Regions from separate parts of the Homo sapiens genome. Here region 1 is linked to region 2. A link is a loop called in an ENCODE intact Hi-C map of the cell type or tissue named here. Cell type or tissue: heart right ventricle. All regions are shown on one strand. Links, peaks and the distances in the headings refer to the core of each region. The heading gives the core; the rest is flanking DNA. Region 1 has its middle 23 kb from the start of C15orf39. Region 2 has its middle 77 kb from the start of C15orf39.

Region 1 (11,901 bases), core at 1,406-9,405, 55 kb before region 2:
TGGGCAGATCACGAGCTCAGGAGATCGAGACCATCCTGGCTAACATGGTGAAACCCCGTCTCTACTAAAAATACAAAAAATTAGCCAGCCGTGGTGGCGGGTGCCTGTGGTCCCAGCTACTTGGGAGGCTGAAGTGGAAGAATGGCGTGAACCCTGGAGGCGGACCTTGCAGTGAGCCAAGATCGCGCCACTGCATTCCAGCCTGGGCGACAGAGCGAGACTCCGTCTCAGAAAAAAAAAAAAAAAAAAAAAAAAAAGAAACTATAGGCATGTGCCACCACACCTGGCTAATTTTTAAAAATTTTTTGTAGAGACAAGGTCTCGCTCTGTTGCCCAGGCTGGTTTCAAACTCCTAGTGTCATGCCTTTCTTACTGGGTGTGGTGGGAAGATCTTGAATGAAACGCAACTAGCACGGTGCTTGTCTGCTTACTCACTCTCATCCTCCAAAGACAGAGCTGGCCTTCCTCTCTGGGGACAAGTGCCCCTGGACAGCCCCTAGGGATGGCTGAATGCACAGATCGCCCAGCTAGTTCCCCTCCCTCCTCTTTAGCCCAGAGGAGGAGGTATTGGGTGGGCTGCCCCCACTCAAAGTAGTTTCATCGCTTACTGCCCGGGACCTCACCTGCAGGGTCATCCCTGTTGGGCACCCACCTCCCTTCCACCCCATCTATCCTCTACCTGCTCAACTCCTGCATCTGCAAGGCCTGGAGGGTCTCTTGCTCCCTGCCCCCATTTTCCCATCTTTGTCCTGAACCCCACCTGCCTTCTCTTTCACAATCCCCTCTCTTGCCAGGGTGTGGCTCCCATGTGGGCCTGTGGTCCACAAGCCTACCCAGTTCCCTTCATCCCCTCTTCTGCTTTCAGGTCCCCAGCCCAGGCTGCCTCCATCCCACCCCACCAAGCTGGAAGACCAGCACAATTCAGACAGGACTTGTGTCCCAGCTACCCCTGGCCCCTCAGTTTCCTCATCTGTAATTTAAGAATAAAAATGCCGGCTGGGCACGGTGGCTCACGCCTGTAATCCCAGCACTTTGGGAGGCTGAGGTGGGTGGATCACGAGGTCAGGAGATCAAGACCATTCTGGCTAACATGGTGAAACCCCGTCTCTACTAGAAAAAAATAGAAAAAAATTAGCCGGGCATGGTTGCGGGCGCCTGTAGTCCCAGCTACTCCGGAGGCTGAGGCAAAAGAATGGTGTGAACCCAGGAGGTAGAGGTTGCAGTGAGCCGAGATCATGCCACTGCACTCCAACCTGGGCGACAGAGCAAGACTCTGTCTCAAAAAAAAAAAAAAAAAAGAAAAGAATAAAAATACCATTCGGGTGCAGTGGTTCATGCCTATAATTCCAGCACTTTGGGAGACAGGAGGACTTCTTGAGCCCAGGAGTTTGAGACCAGCCCGGGCAATATAGTGAGACCCTATCTGTACAAAAATTTTAAAAATTACCTGGGTGCGGTGGCATACACCTATGGTCCCAGCTATTCAGGAGGCTGAGGTTGGAGGATCACTTGAGCCTGGGAGGTCAAGGCTGCAGTGAGCTGTGATCATGCTACTGCACTCCAGTCTAAGCAACACGGCAAGACCCTGTCTCAAAAAAACAAAAACACAACCTATGTTTTGGTGTATTGTAGGACTAAATTAGAAAACCTATGTATCAGTCGGGTGCAGTGGTTCGTACCTATAATCTCAGCACTTTGGGAGGCCAAGGTGAGTGGATCACCTGAGGTCAGGAGATTGAGACCAGCCTGACCAACATGGTGAAACCCCCTCTCTACTAAAAATACAAAAATTAGCTGGGTGTGGTGGCAGGTGCCTGTAATCCCAACTACTCAGGAGGCTGAGGCGGGAGAATCTCTGGAACCCAGGAGGCGGAGGTTGCAGTGAGCCAAGATCATGGCATTGCACTCCAGCCTGAGTGCAATGAAAAAAAGAAAAAGAAAACCTATGTATCTGGCATACAGGTCAATATAAACAACAGGAAAGGATGGATAAATAAATGAACTAGACCTGGAGTCTGCTCCCCCATTACAATGTCCCTATGAAGCCCCACTTTTAGAGGCAGGCTGGCTGGGGGAGGTCAGCCGAGGGTGGCTCAGAAAGAGGGAGGAGGCTGACTCAGGTGCCAGGATGAGGCCTTGGGAGGTCCAGCGGGGCTTTCTCTGACTCAGGAAGTCTAGAGCAGTAGCCCAGGGCCTGCCCTGTGCCTGGGACCCAAGGTCCTTAGCTTTCAGCAGAGGATCCATGCAGGACCACTGCCAGCCCAAAGGCACCACTCTCTGCAGACAGAGCCCCGGGCCAGGACACCTGACTTGGGAGGAGAGCATGTGCTGGATTTCAGGAGCTAGATGCTACTCTGGCTGGACATCCTGTGCCTGGCAGGAATCTGGCGCCCCTAGTGACTCTGAGGATGGCAAAGGGGCTTATGTTTCTCCAGGCCAACTCCCCACTCAGCAACTTGCCCAGTGCCCATGGCCTCCAGGCCCGGTCCTCCCCAGGCTTCATGCCCCCTCACCCCTTAGCACTGACTGTCTCAGCACGGATGGTCATAAAGCAGGGTTGATGTTAGGCTTTGACCAAAGGTCAGGAGATTGAGAAGAATGACATCGCAGCTCAGCACAAGCAACGGGGACGATTAAACAGTAGCCGTCCTTGTTTGAAAACCCATCAGAGCTGTTTCCTGTGCTGCTACACCCCACTCAGGTCACAGCTTGCTGACGCCTTCTTGGGTTTCTACCCACCCCCATTCCTGTTTGAAACGCCTGTTCTTTTATTCTTATTTGTGGCAATTTAGCCCTCCTGCCCTGCCTCTGCAAATCAGATAGGTCTCCATTTCGGAGCCCACTCAGGCAGCTTGCTAAACTAGGGGCAACTATCAATGCAGGCTGCAACTTTCAACTACAGTTTATCTTTGAACAAGCTGCACCCATTCTTACACAGTATTCCCTTGTCCACCCACACAGACACATGGACAAAGGATGGTAGAAAGATTTATTCTTCTGGAATTTTTTTCTTCTTCCTCATGCATTTGGTCACTTTCCCATCTCATGTTTAATTTGTTAAAGCCAATCTCAGACACTTTTTGGATCATGAACACCTGTCACAGGTTTATCATAAGTTGGGAACAAGTTTAGGAAAACAAAAGGGAACAAGTTTAGGAAAACAAAACACAATCGAGTCCTCCAGCATTGCGGGAAAAGCTATGTCATGCAGTGATTTGGAGCACGGATACTGAGCCAGATGGCCTGGGTTGCAATCCTGGTTTTGCCTCTTTGTAGCTGTGTGACCTTGAGCAAGTTTACTTAACCTCTCCGTGCCTCAGCTTCTCACTTGTGAACAGCAGATAATAATAGCACTCACTTCACGGGTTTGTTGTGCCTGAAATCCAATTTAATCCAAATTACATGTATTAATTTTAATTTTAATTTTTGTAGGGGGAGTGTCTTGCTGTGTTACCCAGGCTGGTCTTAAACTCCCAGCTTCAAAAGATCCTCCCACCTCAGCCTCCCAAGTAGCTGGGATTACAGATGCACTCAACCACACCCAGGTAAATGTTTTATGTTTTGTAGAGACAGGGTCTCATTATGTTGCCCAGGCTAGTCTCAAACTCCTGGGCTCAAGCAATTCTTCCGTCCTCAGCCTCCTGAGTAGCTGGGATTACAGACGTGAGCCACCGCACCCAGCCTTAAATGAATTAATACATGTAAGATCCCGGCCAGGCACTGTGGCTCATGCCTGTAATCCCAGCACTTTGGGAGGCCGAGATGGGCAGATCACGAGGTCAGGAGATGGAGACCATCCTGGCTAACACGGTGAAACCCCCTCTCTACTAAAAATACAAAAAATTAGCCAGGCGTGGTGGTGGGCGCCTGTAGTCCCAGCTACTTGGGAGGCTGAGACAGGAGAATGGCGTGAACCTGGGAGGTGGAGCTTGCAGTGAGCCGAGATCGGGCCACTGCACTCCAGCCTGGGGGAGAGAGCGAGACTCCGTCTCAAAAAAAAAAAAAAAAAAAAAAACACACACACACACACAAAAAAGCATGTAAGATCCCCAAAGCAGTGCCTAGCACACAATAAGCATGGTGTGAGTGTTGGCTGTTATGAGCAAGTTTATATAGGAGAAGAAGGAGGAATGTTAGATAAGGTTGTTTAACTATGTACAGGTCTGGTTAGCTTTACAGGGCTGTAAAGCTGTCACATTCATATCAGCTGCAGGGGTTAAACCTGGGTCACACCAACCGGGACCATCCCTCTAAATTGCCAGGTGTGGGCTGTTCATCAGAAATACCAACTACAGTTTGTTATTTTGTTTTATTTTTTCAGGGGCCTTAGGGTAGCTTACTTTCTCAGACCTTAGCCTATATCCCTGAATGATTATCAGGAAAATGTTTTAATCCAGCAAGGCCTAGGGAATGGGAGATGGCAGAGAGGATGGGAGAGCAGGGGAGCCTGTTCCACCACAGCCAGATGGTGCTTGGCAGAGCAGGAAGAGGACTCTGTGGCCACTAAGCCGGGAGGTGCTGGGCAGTGAGGCCCGGGATGCATCTGTGGTCCTGGGCATGGGAACAGCACTCGGTGCAGTCATAGTTCCTGGCTGCTGGCCACACTGTCTTCTGAATCCTTGGCCCACACAGAACTCCCTCCTTGAGTTCTCAGAGCCCTGGCCAGCCCCAGAACCCTCTGCCCAGCTTTCTGCTGGCCTGACTGTCCTGTGGAGGAGGGGAAGCAGGACTGCAGGAGGATGTGGCCAGACCAAGTTGGAAGCCAAGAGGGGCTTGGCAGCTCCCCGAGGGCTGGCACTGCGCCCCCTCCTCTTCCACTCTCCACTGCCCACGCTGCTCAGGACTCGACACAAGAGCATTCAGTTAATAGAGATGTGGTGGTGTTGCTTGGGAAAAGCCAACCCAAAGACACAAGGTCACCTGACATTTAGCAATGCTATTCAATGGAAATAAAATAGGAGCCATATGTTATCTGAAATTTTCTAGCAGACAGTAAGGAGAAACAGATGAAATCAATTTTAGCAATATATTTAAGAGAACCCAATTTATCTAATGGAACCCTGTGTTACCATTTCAATATTTAATCATATACAAAATTATTAAGATATTTCACATTCTTTTGTTTCATGCTAAGTCTCCTAAATCCTGTGTATATGTTACACTTACTGCCCATATCAATGTGTACTAGCCCCTGCAGGAGAGGAAAAAACTTTTCCTCTACACTCTCTTGTTCTGTGATTGCAGCTTTCGAATTAAACTGACAAAAGACAGATTAACAGGAGAAGAAGTTTATTATGTCTGCATACCGTACCAACAAAGGACGTAGCTGGCTGGTTAAATAGAGTTGAAGGCTTATATACCTAACTTAGTAGGGAAAAGGGAGGGGAAAGAAAGGGCTTCTGTGGGAAAAACAAATAGGTTTCTTTAGCAAAGACAAATGGGGTTTTAAGAGAACCGACAGGTGATAAAGTTTGTGAAATATTTGTCTATATAGGTATGAGTGGTCGCTCTGTCTTCTTGGGGCCATGAAACTACCCCTATGACAGAGTTTATGGTAGCCTTACTTCCCAGAAGTTACTGCTTTTTGTCAGATAAAGGAAGCTCCTAGGAGGCTTTTTTCTGCGTCTGTTGAATCTCAAATGTCTTCAGCTTAAAATAATGTTTATGCCAACTCTGGGGCTCCTAGTGGGTTCCCACACATTTCAAGTGCTCAACAGTCATATGCGGCTACCTTATCAGATGGTGCAGGTGCAGAATCATTAAATCATGGAACCCCAGGGCAGGACAGCTCCTGGAGACGCTGGCAAGCATGCCCTCTGCCACCTTCTTCCCCGTGCCTAGCCCGTACTCTGCTTGAGTGTCCCCAAGCTGGGTGCCCACGACCCCTGCCTCCCCCGCAGCTTCCTCCAGACCAGTGGCTCAGGCTCCGTGGTAGATTGAGTTGTTGATGTTGAGCAGAAATCTCCCTCCCGCCTAAGTGGGCAACCCAACATCTTTCCCAAAGCACTGGCACAAACCCGCCGTGAGGGTGGCTGGCAGGAACTATTGTTGAATTTTACCTAGAGGGTCCGTGTCCAGCAGCAAGTGGGGACAGGAGAATGCTAGGATACAAGGTCGTCCTTGCTGTGCCTTGGCCCAGCGAGTGGTCTCCATGTCCCCTCAGAGGGAGGGTGCATTCTGGCACGTGGCTGAGCGGGTACCCACCAAAACCCTAACGTAGAAAGCCCGGCTCCAGTCACAGCCTGCCTGGGACTGGCCCTGGCCCTGGCCCTGGCTGCCGCTCTCCTTCCCCCAGCTGAATCCTAATAGGAGGCACAGAATCCTAATACAGCCTCCAGGTTTCACAGATGGGGAAACCGAGGCGCGGTTCCCGCGCGTCCACGTTCAGCCCATGCCCGGGCTGAACCCAATTGCAACAAAGTCCCAGGGGCCTCCGGAGAAAACGTGGGAGCCTTCCCGCCCTGGCGGGCCCTTGCCAGCTCTCTGCTTCTCGGACACAGGCGGCGGGCGGGCGCGGGCCTCAGGGACCCGGCCGCTGGGGCGGGAGTCTCCAGGGAACCGTGATGTAACCCAGCGCCCCGGCTTGCAGGAGCGGCCCCCAGGCGCCGCCCGTGGCTTGTTTACTCGACTAGGGGCGCGGGGTGGAGTCGCGGCCACCGGCCCCGCCCCACCCCCCACAGTGCCCGCCCCTGCACCTCCCCCCAACCCCTCCACCCCAACGGCTGGACGGAGCCCCAGGGGCTGTTGGAGGCTTGCGGGTGTTGGTCCTGTTTCTGCCTTAGATGTTCCAAGACCTGGCGCAGTGGCCGAGCCACACGGGTGACTCTGAAAGGGCCTGAGTCCCCCACGAGCTCTCTCAGTCACGGCCCCCAAAGTAGCTCAAAAGAACATTCCAACGAAGTAAAATCCCGGAGCTTGCTATGCCTACGCAGCCTCAGGACAAGGGCCCTCCTATCCGGTCCCCCAGTCGCCGCATCTTCCCGGCCTGTCTCCTGCTCCTGTCTCCTGTTCTGTGATAGCCGGCACCGTGGGGAGCCCTTTTTTGGACTCCCCAAAAGTCTGCCTCAGGGGACAAAAACAGCATTTCCCAGGGGCTCTACTACTCCTGGCACAGAGAAAGAGAGTTTGCTCTTGGCTAGGCAAAGTTAACACCCTGAAGGGCTGAAGGGCAGAACTGCTTAGGGGTTGGGGCTCCTCACTTAGGGCAGCGATTCCCAGTCCTGGGCTCTTTCCAGCCCCAAGCCAGGGCCTGGCTCACTGGGGCCAGTGGGGAACAGCAGGGCTCCCTGCACACACAGCACCCTCTCGAACTGGGCTCTCCAGCCAGACACAGGCCTCCCACCCCTAGGGGAGAGCAAGAACAAGGCAGTGTGTGGCCAGATGGTAATGGATGGGAACAGATCTAGAGGGTGCAATGCTGATGCCAGCAAAAACCCCAACAGCTGTGACCTGTGCCCACTGCCAGGGTTTTCTCATCTAGACTCTCCATTCCCTGGTGAGGCAGGCAGGCTGCCTACAGATGAGGGAGCTGAGGCTCAGAGAGAGCAGGGGAGCCTGAGGTCACCCTAGGAAGTTGGCGACAGCTGCAACTAGGACCTAAACCCGTGTGCTAGTCTCTCATGCGCTTTTTTTTTTTTAAATAGACAGTACAATATGAACATACTTCATGCAATCTTGAGAGCCCAAGAGCCCTGTAACTGGGAGCAGTCCAGGAGGGCTTCCTGGATAAGAGGCCAGGCCTCAGCTAGATGAGGGAGGAGGGGCACGATTTGGAGAGAGAGGTGTGAGGTGAGAAGGCTTCTCTGAGGTGGGAAATAGGAAGAAAGGGGATGGGCTGGGTGGGATAGCACTCACCTGTAATCCCAGCACTTTGGGAGGCTGGGGAAGGGGATTGTTTCAGACCAGTTTGGGCAATATAGTGAGACCACCATCTCTACCAAAAATTAAAAATGTGGCACATGCCTGTGGTCCCAGCTACCTGAGAGGCTGACATGGGAGGATTGCTTGGGCCCTGGAGGTCAAGGCTGTAATGAGCCATGATCGTGCCACTGCACTCCTGTCTGGGTGACAGAGTGAGACCTTGTCTCAAAAAAAAGAAGAAAGGGGAGGTTAACCTGGGAAGAGAACAGCCCGGGAGCTGCAGGAAGTAAGGGTGCAAAAGATCTCACCAAAGAAGAGGGTCTGGGGGTCAGTCAGGGAGGAGGCCAGCCAGGGTCAAGAGAAGTTCCTGGGGAGGGGGTGTGGTGGGCAGATGCAGGATTGGAGACTACTGGTATTGGGGGCAGCATTTCCAGTCCAGCCTTCCACTGCAGACTCTAGCATTTCCCAGCCCTCTGGCTTTGGGTATGTTATCTTCCCTCTGTGGGCCTCAGTTTCCTCATTTATAAGATGGAGATCAGCTCCCCACGCTGCCCATGGCTGAGAAGGTGCTTTGTGACTGGCTTTACATACTTGAGGGTGTGAGGGACTCATATACCAATGTGACGGATAGGCTGGAGTCAGGGGAGACCTCTCCATGGGGCTTCTCCCTGCCATGTATTCCCTGCCCTTACAGAGAGAGGCCTCATACACTTGTTCCCTCCAACTCTGCCGGCATGTTGGGGAGGCCCCTAGGCTTAGTAAATATTTGTGTCTCTGCTCTAGTTGGTGGCTGCTGGAACATTCTGTCCTGCTTCTCATTCATCTAGGCTTCTGCCTCAGGCTGTGAAGTTACTGCAAGAGATCAAGAGCCCAGGGTGGGAACTTCTAGGTCCTTCGCCAGCCCCCCTCCTGCCTACTCCTGAGCCCCAGTTTATTCCTGGAGTTCAGAACCCTGTGCGAGGCCCTGTGCACTTTGGGAGGCTAAGGCAGGTGGATCACCTGAGGTCAGGAGTTCGAGACCAGCCTGGCCAACGTGGTGAAACCCCATCTCTACTAAAAATACAAAAATTAGCCAGGCGTGGTGGCATGTGCCTATAGTCATAGTCCCAGCTACTTGGGAGGGCAAGGCAGGAGAATTGCTTGAACCTGGGAGGTGGAGGTTGCCAGTGAGCCGAGATTGTGCCATTGCACTCCAGCCTGGGCAACAGAGTGAGACTCCGTTTCAAAAAAAAAAAAAAAGAAAGAAAGAAAAAAAAAGAAAAAAAAAGAAAGAAAGGAAAGGAAGAGAGAGAGAGAGACATGTGACTCTAAAGAACCTCTCTGGGCATGGTGGCTCATGCCTGTAATCCCAGCACTTTGGGAGCCCAAGATAGGAGGATTGCTTAAGCCCAGGAGTTTGAGAACAACCTGGGCAACATAGTGAGACCCTATCTCTAGTTTTAAAAAGAACACCTCTCCTTTTGCTGTGAGAAGAGCTAGGACATTGGGTCCGAATGTTAGCTCAGTAGCTGGCCTGATGTGTGGTTTTGGTTGAGTCCCACTACTTTTCTGAGCTTATTTCCTCATTCCTGAAAAGGTGGTGAAATGGTTTGGACCAGTGCCTGGCACTTACTAAGCTGTTTTCTTCCTTAGCCTTCCTTCCATGCCTCTGCACTGTCTTCCTAGAAGTTTGGGCCTGCCCTATTTAACCAATTAAATTAACAAGGATAAGAAGTTTCCGACTTTTATTGGGTACTCTATACAGTGCTATGCTGGTAAATGTTAAAAACCAGCTCTACATACATTTTTTTAAAGTTCTAGGCCAGGCGCAGTGGCTCATGCCTATAATCCCAGCATTCTGGGAGGCCGAGGCAGGTGGATCACCTGAGGTCAGGAGTTCAAGACTAGTCTGATCAATATGGTGAAACCCCATCTCTACTAAAAATACAAAAATTAGCTGGGTGTTCAAGGTGGCACGCACCTGTAGTCCTAGCTACTCAAAAGGCTGAGACAGGAGAATCACTTGAATCTGAGAGGCAGAGGTTGCAGTGAGCTGAGATCACACCACCGCACTCCAGCCTGGGCAATAGAGTGAGACTACATCTAAAATAAAATAAAATAAAATAAAAGTTCTGTTTTGCAGTGTTTGCCCTATTTCCGTGCTGTTAATACTCACCATGGCCATTTCTTTTTTTCTTTTTTTCTGAGACAAGTTTCGCTCTTGTTGCCTAGGCCGGAGTGCAATGGCAAGATCTTGGCTTACTCCAACCTCAACCTCCTGGGTTCAAGCTATTCTCCTGCCTCAGCCTGCTGAGTAGCTGGGACTACAAGCGTCCACCACCACACCCAGCTAATTTTCGTATTTTAGTAGAGACGGGTTCGCCACATTGGCCAGGCTGGTCTCGAACTCCTGACATCAGATGATCCACCAGCCTCAGCCTCCCAAAGTGCTGGAATTATAGACGTGAGCTACCGCGCCCGGCCCACCGTGGCCATTTCAAAGCTACCAACATGACATCACAGAAAGTGAACTGTGACCTAGTGAGAGCTGGCAGGCCACAACACAGCACTGCCTGTGGGATTTGCTATATAATTTGCAAGGCCCAATACAAAATGAAATTGCAGGTTCCCTGTTCAAAATGCATGGGGGAATGTCTTCCCTTTTTTCCATGATGCCTCTCACAACCTGTCATGGTGTTGCGTTTTTTGGTAATTTACACTTAATGTTCTTACTCCCTCCAGCTCGGGACACGCACAGGGCAAGAGCGGACCTTCACAGATCGGGGAGGTGGCACATGTGGAACCTAGTAACTACCAGGCTCCCCGTTCCAGCAGCCACCAGACAGACTTATTGGGAAGTAGAGGCAGGCATCTTCCCTTCCTAAAGGCCCACAGTCCCAACTATGTCCCAACCTCGTAGCCAGGAGGCACTAGGGACTGGGATAGGAGTGGAGAGAGGCTCACCCTCCCTAAGCCACCCACTGAACATGGCATATTGCTGCCAGCCTGGGACAGGACGGCCACCACCTGTCCGCTCTGACACTGTGGGGTGCATGTACTTGGCCCTGGCGCACCCACCCCCACCCAGGCCCTCAAGGGAGCAAAGGGTGGCAGTGTTGCAGGGCAGGGGTGACAAGGGGGCTGGGTGGCACTGGGGCACCAGAGGTTGAGGGAGTGGATAGCCAAGAACTCATTCCAGGGAAGCATGGAGGTGGCAGGAGGCATGACCATGCTTCAGGCCAAGATTCCAAGCCCTCAGCACGTGCTACATGACCCCATTGGACTTCACTTACAAAAGACAAATTTGGCTGGGCATGATGGCTTACACTTGTAATCCCAGCACTCTGGGAGGCCGAGACAGGTGGATCACCTGAGGTCAGGAGTTCAAGACCAGCCTGGCCAAGATGGTGAAACCCCGTTTCTACTGAAAATACAAAAATTAGCCGGGCATGGTGGCACGTGCCTGTAATCCCAGCTCCAGCTACTCAGAGGCTGAGGCAGGATAATCATTTGAACCCAGGAGGCAGAGGTTGCAGTGAGCCAAGATTGCGCCACTGCACTCCAGCCTGGGTGACAGAGCAAGACTCTGTCTCAAAAAAAAAAAAAAAAAAAAGACAAATTCAAAGTTAAATTACGAAGAATTTCAAAGTACTGCTTGGTCCTAGTGCATTCAACCAAGCTTGGTTGGGCCCTTCCAAGTGCAGGGCTCTGTCTGTGGGCTGCACTGAAGGGGGCCTTACTATATGTGTTATCCAAGTGAGATAAGAATGGGTGGGCAGGTTGGCTGGGCATGGTGGCACATGCTTGTAATCCCAGCACTTTGGGAGGCCGAGGCGGGTGAATCAGCTGAGGTCAGGAGATCGAGACCAGCCTGATTAACATGGTGAAACCCTGTCTCTACTAAAAATACAAAAATTAGCCAGGCGTGATGGCATGCACCTATAATTCCAGCTACTCAGGAGGCTAAGGCAGGAGAATTGCTTGAACCCGGGAGGCGGAGGTTGCAGTGAGCCGAGATTGCACCACGGCACTCCAGCCTGGGTGACAGAGTGAGACTCCATC
Region 2 (11,901 bases), core at 1,387-9,386:
AGTGAGCCAAGAATGCACCATTGCACTCCACCCTGTGCAACAAGACAAAACTCTGTCTCAAAAAAAAAAGATGGTAAATTTTATCTTATGCATTTTTTTACCATACACACAAACAGACAAAACTAGAGGAGAGCTAGTTAAAAAAAAAAAAAAAATCACTCTAGCTGCCACTAGGTTTGAAGGGGCTCTGCTAGTGGCAGGAAAGTCTCCTAGCAGGATGTTCTTTTGTCTTGATGAGAAGTGCTGGGGCATGAACAAAGGCAGTGCCCTGGATCCCCAAAGACTGTGAAAGATTGAATTATTTGTCCCTTGTAATATAATTATCCACCCACATCCTTGCCATGGTGGACAGAGAATACTTTCCCACCTTTTGATTTTGTGTTTGGCCATGTGACTTGCTTTGGCCAGTAGGAAACTTGTGAACCTGACATGAGAAGTTTTGAAATGTGCTTGCTCAGTTGGACATGCCTTCTCATGCTGCAGTAATCTGCCATGACAAGAACGTGCCCCATATAGCTGCTGCTCCTTCCTTCTGGGTCCAGGAATGAGTCTCCAGGAACAGGCCATAATCCCTGGGTAGCCGCTGGTCCCAGGAGAACGAGGGACATGCCGAGCAGATCTGAACTCAGCCTGCAGCTTGGAGTCTAGCCTCGATCAACCAAGGTACGATTCAATTTCAGCTGAATTGTACAGCTGACCCACAGGTCATGAGCGTGACAATAAAGGATTATTGTTTGAAGCTTCTGAGTTGTTGTGGTTGTTGTTTCATACAGCACAACGACCCATTTTAGAATGGCACTTAGTAGGCTTTTACAACCTCAACCATTGTTCTGCTGATAGCAAAGCTTTCCATCCAGCAATACTCAACATCCAAACACAGAAGACATGGCAAAAGCAGGGGGGAGTGCTGAGGTGGTTAAGTTCATATACAGAGTGCTGGTGAAAGCACAGGGTGAAGAATCCCTGGGGGTCACTTCCTAGATGGGAGCACAGTAGCCTAATACCTTAGCTGTAGCTTCATCAGTATGTTGGTATGGATCGCTGTAGGAACACGTGATCAACAGCTCTTAGCATCATCTTTTTGGAGTGACTTGAGTCTTGTGATTGAAATGATTCTATTTCTTACTGGTTGGGATTATTTAGTGAAGACACTGTTTGGAACAGATATTATCATTATCCTGTTCCTGGGCCTGTAACCCCAGCACTTTGGGAGGCTGAGGCAGGCAGACCACAAGGTCAGGAGATCGAGACCATCCTGGCTAACACAGTGAAACCCCCTCTCTACTAAAAATACAAAAAATTAGCCGGGCGTGGTGGCGGGCGCCTGTAATCCCAGCTACTTGGGAGGCTGAGGCAGGAGAATGGCGTGAACCTGGGAGGCAGAGCTTGCAGTGAGCTGAGATCGAGCCACTGCACTACAGCCTGGGTGACAGAGCAAGAATCTGTCTCAAAAAAAAAAAAAAAAAGAAAGAAAGAAAGGAAAGGCAAGGAAGAAAAGAAAGAAAGAAAGAAGTCACTACTTTATCATATAAAAATCAATAATAAGTCATTAATGGAAATTATAATCCAGTTGGTGTTTTCTATTTCTTCAATTATAATTTTTTCTTTTTCTTTTTTTTTTTTTCTTGAGACAGGATGTTGTTTTGTCACCCAGGCTGGAGTTCAGTGGTTCAACTATAGCTCACTGCAACCTCAAACTCCTGGGCTCAAGTAATCCTTCTGCCTCAGTCTCCTGAGTAGCTGGAACTACAGGCGTGCACTACCATGCCTGGTAATTTTTTAAAATTTTTGTAGAAACAAGGTTTCACTTTGTTGCCCACTTTGTTAATCTGGAACTCCTAGCCTCAAGTGATCCACCCGCATCAGCCTCCCAAAGCACTGGGATTACAAGTGTGAGCCTCCATTCCTGGCCTCATTTTCTTTTTTAACAGGTGTTTGAATTAATATACAAATAAAGTCTATAAATAGGGCTTGGTTGATAAATCTTAAAACCTGCAAGTTTCCCCTCCGTCTCTTTTTGTTTTGTAATACTGTTTTGTTAAGGAAATTGGGGGATTTTTTTAATTTTGTTTTTGTTTTTTGGTTTTTTTTGGAGACCGAGTCTTGCTATCACCCAGCCTGGAGTGCAGTGGCGTGATATCGGCTCCCTGCAACCTCAGCTTCCAGGGTTCAAGTGATTCTCCAGCTTCAGCCTCCCGAGTAGCTGGGATTACAGGCGTGTGCCACCACACCCAGCTAAATTTTGTATTTTTAGTAGAGACAGGGTTTCACCAGGTTGGCCAGGCTGGTCTCGAACTCCTGACCTCAAGTCATCCACCAGCCTCAGCCTCCCAAAGTGTTGGAATTACAGGCGTGAGCTACCGCACCAAGCTGGAAACTAGGTTGTTTATCCTTGCAGTTTCCCACAGTCTGAATTTGGTTGATTGCAACCCTGTGGTACCATTTAACATGTCTTCTGTCTTCTGTATTTAGTTAGGGAGGCTTGAACAAATTCACGTCCAACTATTTTTTTCAAGACCACCTCCTAGATGGTGATATGTGCTTCCATCAGGAAGCACCTAACTTCTGGTTGTGTCTCATTTTGCAACATCTGCAGCCATGGATGATCATTACTTAAATTCATGAGGAATTGCAAAATAGTGACATTATAACTGTATTATTTCTTATTTTATTAACCTGCATATTTCTACAAAGTGAAACTTGCCCTCATTGATTATTTAGTTATCCTGAGAGATAGATCATATGCAAAAGACATGACAAATATTTAATGCTTTCCCTTTATTTACCAGCTGCCTAGCATCCCCCTAAGGTGAAAAACTAGTTATTTTTAAATATGTGTGAATCAGTGGATTTAAACATGTCTGATTGGTGTCAATCCATTGCAGTTATTAATCTTACTGGTGCTCAAAAAATCTCGCCTTTGGCTGGTGGAAGTGTATTCAGGTTGGCTCCTGTCTCCTTTTGACATGACCCGGGGAGTGTTTCATAGCATCCTATTTTATATGACAGGATATTTATGACTCATTCCTTATATCTCCTGTCCCCAAAATGCCCAGAGGCATTTTTCATCTGGATTGCTTGAAGGTCAGTGATGGCAGGAGGTAGGCTGACTCCCAGTTTGAAGACTTACAGAGCTACATGGACAGTGATGTCACTTGCAGATGTGGGGTCGACATTGAGGTTGGGGGACCAGAGTGGTCAAAGAAGACTGAGAGGGTAGCGGAGTGAGGGCAGACATCTCTGGCCATCCTGCAGGGCCGTGGGGACTTTAGCAGTGCAACTCCCGTCCACAGTAAGGGTGATGGCAGTTGCTGCAGGTGGCCACGGGAGGCTAAAGGCAATGGTACTACGAAGGCCCCAGGCATCTTCAGGCTTCCACATGGTCCATGGCACAAGTCACCACAGACCGCCCAAACCTGGGTTCACTTTCCTCTCTTGGCGCTTGTGCATGAGAAAGCTCCTGTCTTCTCCAAACATGGGTTGGCCCAAAAGAGAGATGTGTGTCCCCTTGTTACAGTCTGCTCAGCCTGCTAGTATAACACCCCAGCCCCCCCATACACACGCCTTTGTGCCTTCACCCCTGCACCATAAAGCACATGTACTCCATGCGTAAACACGTTTACGTATACGATGGTGTGCAGCTGCCCACTCACACGCACACATGCAGTGGTGTAGAGAAGGAGCCTTGGCGGTGCACTGTGGTCAGGAAGGCCTGCACTTGAACCTCCTTCGCTAGGCCATGGGTCTCTGGACCTCAGTTTACTGATCTATAAAACAAGATGTTGGCCTTAATGTCCCTCTGTCCCCAAGGTCCCTGTCTGTCCATGCTGACAATAAGGTTCTAAGTGTTTCAAAGTATATATTCACTCATAGAAACTCTGGGGACAGCCCCTTCCAAGCCTCCCCTAGTCCCCGTACCCACACATTTTAACCAGAAGAAGCCCTATACCTGGAATGCCCAGCCTTCAGGTTGCAACTTGCTTTTCACCTTGACTACAGCACCCGAGGAGACAGAAATGCTCACTGGGTGGCCCCCCCAGGCTGGGGTACTAGGGGGCAGGTGGCTCTGGCTTGGTACCCTCCTTAGGCCTGGATTTCTACCCACTTCCACAGGGCTCCAGCGGGGACAGTAACCAGTCTGCAACGGCAGTGGGCTCTCCCAGTTTGCCTCCCAGTTAGGATTTGCCAACACTGGCCATCTAAGGCCTACTGGGGTCCTTGCAGGTTTCCTGGGGGGATAGGAAAGCTCTGTGTGCTGACTGCCGCCCTGCTGGCCTGCAACCCTGAGCTCAGCTTACCCACTGCAATCGGCTGCCAAGGGGCACTGGATCTCAAGTGCTACTCTATATGAGTGTGTGTTTTGGGAGAAGTACTAGGGAAGAAGGGAAGGCTTTTTTCCATAGAAAGGCATGCGATGTAGTAAAAGTGGGGAAGCTTTGGACACAATCCTGGCTCAACAACTTATTAGGGGTGTCTAATCTTTTGGCTTCCCTGGGCCACACTGGAAGAAGAAGAATTGTCTTGGGCCACAGATAAAATACACTAACACTAATGATAGCTGATGAGCTTAAAAAATTTTGCCAAAAAAATTTTTATTTTATTTTATTTTATATTTTAGTTTTTGAGATGGAGTCTCACTCTATTGCCCAGGCTGGAGTGCAGTGGCACGGTCTCAGTTCACTGCAACCTCTGCCTCCCAGGTTCAAGCAATTCTCCTGCCTCAGCCTCCCAAGTAGCTGGGACTACAGGCATGCACCACCACGCCTGGCTAATTTTTTGTAAAAAAAAAAAAAAAAATTATAATATTTTAAGAAAGTTTATGAATTTGTGTTGGGCTGCATTCAAAGCCATCCTGGGCCGCATGTGGCCCGTGAGTTGTGGGTTGGACAAGCTTGACGTAAATACTATGTGGCCTTGGCCCCTTTCCAGGCCATGGTTTCCTCTTCTGTGAAAAGGGAACCAGTGGCTGGGAAAAGGGAACCAGAAGCCGAAGTGGGAGGATCACTTGAGCATAGGAATTTGAAATCAGCCTGGGCAACACAGCAAAACCTTGTCTCAATTTTAAAAATAAAAAATATATGAAAAAAGGGAACCAGAGTGACTATTTTAGGGTAGTTTTGAGAATTCACTGACATAATGCCTATAAAGCCACAGCAGGTGTCAGCCACACAGTAGGTGTTGAAAAGCTGGGAGCTGCTGCGTTGCTGCTGTCATTATTGACTGGCCTGTTTTTCAAAACAGGGCACAAAGTGAGTTATGGGAGCTCCAGAAAGGAATGCTTGGTTTCAATACTTAGCAAATAATAACAAAAAGAATATTGAAGTATATATAAACATTTTGAGGCCGGGCGCAGTAGCTCACGCCTGTAATTCCGGCACTTTAGGAAGCCGAAGTGGGAGGATCACTTGAGGTCAGGAGTTTGAGACCAGCCTGGCCAACATAGCAAAACCTTATCTCTACTAAAAATACAAAAATTAGCCGGGCGTGGTAGCACGCGCCTGTAGTCCCAGCTACTCAGGAGGCTGAGGCAGGAGAATCACTTGAACCCAGTAGCAGGAGGTTGCAGTGAGCCAAGATCGTGCCACTGCACTCCAGCCTGGGCGACAGAGCAAGGCTCCATCTCAAATAATAAAAATTTAAAAATAAAGTATATGTAAACATTTGAAAACAATGACCATTTATTTCTCTATCTGGAAATATGCAGACTAGCTGAATAGAGAAATCCCTTCCTAAAAATGCTGAATGAAATACCAAAAATGTGTGTGTGAAAGCACAGATAAAAGGGTGTTAAACAGGGAATCAGTCAGAAGCCAGAATAACAAGAGCATGACCCCATCAGGGTGAGCCTGCACCGGGGCCTGTGCTTTCTGAGACCCTGGGATGTAAATGGCCAGTGTGCCAGGCACCTCCTGGGCACCACTTCAGTCTGCTTGGCCCCAGTTCTGATTCTGGCCACTGCTGAGGTGATGAGTGTTCTGTGGGCCTCATGCAGGTGCTGCCTCACCTTGGGCACATGGGGCCCACCCCTCCCTTCCTGTCTGAGTCTCACTGACCCCACAGGGCAGATGCTCTCGGGAATCCCCTGAACCATTATGCATGCGCAGACCCCAAGTTCAGGGGAGTTCATGTCTGTGAGGCCACTCTTGACCAATGATTGACACAAGCAAATACTCATTGTGTCTTTTTTGTATCTCCCATTTCATAAGACTCCTTGGAAGATCCTATGGAATCAAGCACCTATCAGAGGTCCCCTTAAATAATGCGACCTTGTCCCGGGCTTCCCTCTTTCTTTCTCTCTCCAGCCCTCACTCCTACTCCCTGGGATTACTTCCAAAGTTAATTACACAAAAACCTTTGTCTGAGGCTTTGCTTTTAGGGGAAACAAAATGAGGAAAGAGAAGAAAAGACCTGAGGTCTGGTCCTGGGAAGTAGGTTATCAAAGATTTCCTTTCTCCCCCAAATTTGGGACTTCTCAAAAGCCAGTGCCCTAAGGGAGAAATGGGGAGAAAACAACTCAGCCACAGAAGACTTTGCCGTACCCACTTAGCTGTGCTGGAGAGGTAACACAGGCTAAAAAGAAATCCAGTAAAATGCATAACAAGCTGATATTCACACAGAGAAAAGCCCAACATCATATTCCCTATGTGATTGGAAAAACACTAAGCCAAAAACAATTTTTAAGTGGATCTGAGTTGGAAGTACCCCTAGGCGCCTGGCAAAAGCAAACAAAAATCCTTTCTGGAAGAATATATTTTAAACACAGATTCAAAGACTTCCCACAAAGAATTTCAAGGAACATAAGTTCATAATTAAACATCAATAAACTCAAAAAGAAACAAACCACAAGGGCATGAGTCAGCAGAAACAACGAATAACAAGATGAGACCCACAAATACTACATAAAATAGAATGATGAGATGCAGGATAGAAAATAAGTGTTTCAGGCCGGGCGCTCGGCTGTAATCCCAGCACTCTGGGAGGCCTGGGCTAGAGGATTGTTTGAGCCAGGAGTTCAAGACCAGGCTGGGCAATAGAGTGAGACCCCATCTCTCTCTCTCTAAAAAAAAAAAAAAATACATATATATACACATATATATACACACACACACGGAAAAATATATATTATATATTATAAATATATATTATATATTATATATTTTTATATATTTATAGATTATATAATTATAATATATAACTATATATGACATATAATATATATTATTATATATATATTTATTATATATATAGAGAGAGAGATGGAGTTTTGCTCTTATTGCCCAGGCTGGAGTGCAATGATGCAATCTCGGCTCACTGCAACCTCCACCTCCCGGGTTCAAGCAATTCTCCTGCCTCAGCCTCCGAAGTAGCTGGGATTACAGGCATGAGCCACCACACCTAATTTTGTATTTTTAGTAGAGATGGGGTTTCTCCGTGTTGGTTAGGCTGGTCTCGAACTCCTGACCTCAGGTGATCTGCCCACCTCAGCCTCCCAAAGTGCTGGGATTGCAGGCATGAACCACCATGCCCAGCTGAAAAAAAATTTTTAATATGTTTAAAGAAGTGTAAAACGGGCCAGGTGCGGTGACTCACAGCTGTAATCCCAGCACTTTGGAAAGCCAAATGGGTGGGTCACTTGAGGTCAAGAGTTAGAGACCAGCCTGGCCAACATGGCAAAACCCTGTCTCTACTAAAAATACAAAACTTAGCCGAGTATGGTGGTGCGTGCCTGTGATTCCAGCTACTCAGGAGGCTGAGGCAGGAGAATTGCTTGAACTCGGGAGGTGGAGGCTGCAATGAGCCGAGATGGTGCCACTGCACCCCAGCCTGGGCAACAGAGCAAGACCTTGTCTGAAAAAAAAAAAAAAAAAGAATTGTAAAGCGATACTGAAAATATGGCAAATAAACTAATTAAATTAATTAGGCATATTTGAAGATGAACCAAATAAAACTCTCAGGAATGAAACTATAATTATTAAGATTTAAAACCTCAAAAGAGGTTGGGTGTGGTGGCTCACACTTGTAATCCCAGCTCTTTGGGAGGCTGAGACAGGTAGATCACTTGAGGTCAGAAGTTTGAGACCAGCCCGGCCAACATGGCAAAACCCTGTCTCTACCAAAAATACAAAAATTAGCCGGGCATAGTAGCCGGCACCTGTAATCCCAGCTATTCGGGAGGCTGAGGCTTGAGAATCACTTGAACTTGGGAGGCGGAGGTTGCAGTGAGCCAATGTCACGCCACCACACTCCAGTCTGGACAACAGAGTGAGACTGTCTCAAAAATAAAATAAAATAAACAGTTTAAGAAATTACTAAAAATTCAGCAAAGAATGAAAAAATGGTGAAATATGAAAGAGAAGTTAAAAGACATGGAAGAAATCCAACATTTATTCCTGATGAAAACCTCTCAGCAAACTAAGAACTAATGGGAATTCCTCAACTCAATGATGGACATTCACAAAAACCCTACATCTACTGTCATATTTTATGGTAAGAAACTGAATTCTTTCACTCTAAGTTCAGGAAGAAGCAAGGATACCTCCTCTTAACACACCCATTCAATATTTTACTAGAGGCCCTAACCAGTGCAAGAAGTCAAGAAAAACAAATAAAAGGCCTACAGACTGGCAAAGAAGAAACAAACCTGTTTCTGTTAGCAAAATACATAATTGCCTTTATAGAAAATCACAAAGAATCTACAAAAAGCTCCTACAATGAATGACTTAAGCAAAGTTATGGGATATGAGGTCAGCATAGAAAAACCAATTGTGCCAGTGGGGCTATGGGTGGCCCCTTTTCTCCTCAGTCAGGGCTGGAGGCCAAGATCAGCCTTTGAGGATTATCAGGGCTGCCACAAGCTGGGCAGCCTTGTTTTCCTACCTCAGACATTTGTAGAAGGAAAAAAAAAATCAATTGTATTCCTATAGATTAGCAATAAATAAATTGGAAATTTTGAAAAGTACCATTTAGAACTGCATAAGAAACAGATTCCTACTTTGTAAAAATCTAACGAAACATGTGCAAGAGCAGTATGCAGAAAACAAAACAAAACCGATGAGAGAAACTAAAAAATATCTACATAAATGTTTATAAAGTAGAAAAATCAACATGGTTAAGTGACAAACTCTTCCCAATGCAACCAACAGAGTTAATGCAATACCAGTCAAAATCCCATCAGGGTGCCAGGTGTGGTGGCTCACACCTGTAATCCCAGCACTTTGGGAGACCAAGGTGGGCAGATCACTTGAGGCCAGGAGTTCAAGACCAGCCAAGTGATCTGCTCTGTTGTCCAGGCTGGAGTGCAGTGGCGTGATCTCAGCTCACTGCAACCTCTGCTTCCAGGGTTCAAGCGATTCTCCTGCCTCATCCTCGAGTAGCTGGGATTACAGGTGCACACCATCATTCCTGGGTAATTTTTGTATTTTTAGCAGCGGCAGGGTTTCACCATGTTGACCACGCTAATCTTGAACTCCTGACCTCAAGTGATTTGCCTGCCTCAGCCTCCCAAAGTGCTGGGATTACAGATGTGAGCGACTGTGCCCAGCCTTATAAGTAAATTTATAATTTACATAATTTAAATGCTTATGCTGCAATGGGAGACGAATCAAATATCAATAATCTAAGCTTCCACCTCAAGTAGTTCAAAAAAGAAAAGGAAATCAAACCCAAAGTAAGAAGAAGAAAATAATAAAGATAAGAGCAGAAATCAATGAAATAGAAAAAAACAATAGGCCGGGCGCGGTGGCTCAAGCCTGTAATCCCAGCACTTTGGGAGGCCGAGGCGGGCGGATCACAAGGTCAGGAGATCGAGACCATCCTGGCTAACACGGTGAAACCCCGTCTCTACTAAAAATACAAAAATTAGCCGGGCATAGTGGCAGGCGCCTGTAGTCCCAGCTACTCGGGAGGCTGAGGCAGGAGAATGGCGTGAACCCGGGAGGCGGAGCTTGCAGTGAGCCGAGATTGCATCACTGCACTCCAGCCTGGGCGACAGAGTCAGACTCTGTCTCAAAAAAAAAAAAAAAAAAAAAAGAGAGTTGGTGTTTTTTTGTGTTGTCTTTTGAGACGGAGTCTCGCTCTGTCGCCCAGGCTGGAGTGCAGTGGCGCCATCTCGGCTCACTGCAAGCTCCACCTCCCGGGTTCACGCCATTCTACTGCCTCAGCCTCCGGAGTAGCTGGGACTACAGGCGCCCGCCACCACGCCCAGATAATTTTTTCTGTATTTTTAGTAGAGACGGGGTTTCACCATGTTAGCCAGGATGGTCTCGATCTCCTGACCTCGTGATCCACCCGCCTCAGCCTCCTAAAGTGCTAGGATTACAGGCGTGAGCCACCGCGCCCGGCCTTTTTTTTTGTTTGCTTTTTGTTTTGTTTGTTTTTGAGATGAAGTCTCACTCTGTCGCCAGGCTGGAGTGCAGTGGCGCAATCTCGGCTCACTGAAACCTCCCTCTCCCAGGTTCAAGTGATTCTCCTGCCTCAGCTTCCCGAGTAGCTGGGACTACAGGCATGTGCCACCATGCCCAGCTAATTTTTGTATTTTTAGTAGAGACGGGGTTTCACCATGTTGGCCAGAATGGTCTCAATCTCTTGACCTTGTGATCCGCCTGTCTCAGCTTTCCTAAGTGCTGGGATTACATGTGTGAGCCACCGCCCCCAGCCCAAAAGTCGTTTTTCTTTTTTTAATGATCAACAAAATTGACAAGCTTTAATAGAGACCAAGAAAAAAAGAGAGAATACACAAATTGCCAAAATCAGCAATAAAAAAGGGGACTTCACAATAGACTATTTACCAAAAAACTACTGCTAACTTAATACTTAATGGTGCAGACTGAATGTTTTTCTCCTAAGATAAGGAAAAAGGCAAGGACATTCTCTCTCCCCACTCTTACTCAACATTACCCTGGAATTTCAAGCCGGTGAAATCAGGGAAGGAAAAGAAAACAAAGGCATGTAGGTAGGAAAATAATGAGTAAAAATGTCTTTAGTTGCAGAAGACATGTATGTAGATAATTCTTTGGAGGGTATTTTATTTTTCTAGTGATGGGGGGTCTCACTCTGTCGCCAGGCTGGAGTGCAGTGGCGCAGTCTCGGCTCACTGAAACCTCCCTCTCCCAGGTTCAAGTGATTCTCCTGCCTCAGCCTCCCGAGTAGCTGGGATGGACTATAGACATGTGCCATCATGCCCAGCTAATTTTTGTATTTTTAGTAGAGACGGGGTTTCACCATGTTGGCCAGAATGGTCTCAATCTCTTGACCTTGTGATCCGCCTGTCTCAGCTTTCCTAAGTGCTGGGATTACATGTGTGAGCCACCGCCCCCAGCCCAAAAGTCGTTTTTCTTTTTTTAATGATCAACAAAATTGACAAGCTTTAATAGAGACCAAGAAAAAAAGAGAGAATACACAAATTGCCAAAATCAGCAATAAAAAAGGGGACTTCACAATAGACTATTTACCAAAAAACTACTGCTAACTTAATACTTAATGGTGCAGACTGAATGTTTTTCTCCTAAGATAAGGAAAAAGGCAAGGACATTCTCTCTCCCCACTCTTACTCAACATTACCCTGGAATTTCAAGCTGGTGAAATCAGGGAAGGAAAAGAAAACAAAGGCATGTAGGTAGGAAAATAATAAGTAAAAATGTCTTTAATTGCAGAAGACATGTATGTAGATAATTCTTTGGAGGGTATTTTATTTTTCTAATGATGGGGGGGGTCTCACTATGTTGCCCAGGCTGGTCTTGAACTCCTGAGCTCAAGTGATCCTCCCACCTCAGCCTCCCAAAATGCTGGGATTACAGGTGTGAGCCACCACACCTGGCCCTGTGGAATGCACTTTAAGTACTAATAGAACTAATAAGCAAATGTAGCAGGGTCACAGTATGCAAGATCAATATATATGATCAA

The links. Hi-C counts contacts between places; a loop is a spot of excess contacts. Peaks named below come from ENCODE experiments on the same cell type or tissue, not always from the same donor. Only the 100,000 strongest peaks of a DNase experiment are listed, where the experiment ranks them.
Region 1: it touches region 2 in a loop (2.9-fold over the local background); 12 of 110 quality-filtered maps call a loop at or near these places.

The regions. Positions count from the first base shown.
Region 1 is chr15:75,173,335-75,185,235 of GRCh38, reverse strand. No RefSeq gene overlaps it. Among named protein-coding and RNA genes, the nearest start is that of C15orf39, 23 kb to the left of the region's middle. RefSeq lists enhancers at 7,604-7,703, 7,260-7,819. In heart right ventricle, for the core only: CTCF peaks have their summits at 6,399 and 6,604; a DNase peak (open chromatin) is centred at 4,602; H3K4me3 peaks cover 1,398 bases; H3K27ac peaks cover 3,530 bases.
Region 2 is chr15:75,118,523-75,130,423 of GRCh38, reverse strand. It overlaps LOC124900369. Among named protein-coding and RNA genes, the nearest start is that of C15orf39, 77 kb to the left of the region's middle. RefSeq lists an enhancer at 9,403-9,903. In heart right ventricle, for the core only: no CTCF peak of the experiment used is centred there; a DNase peak (open chromatin) is centred at 4,923; H3K27ac peaks cover 1,543 bases.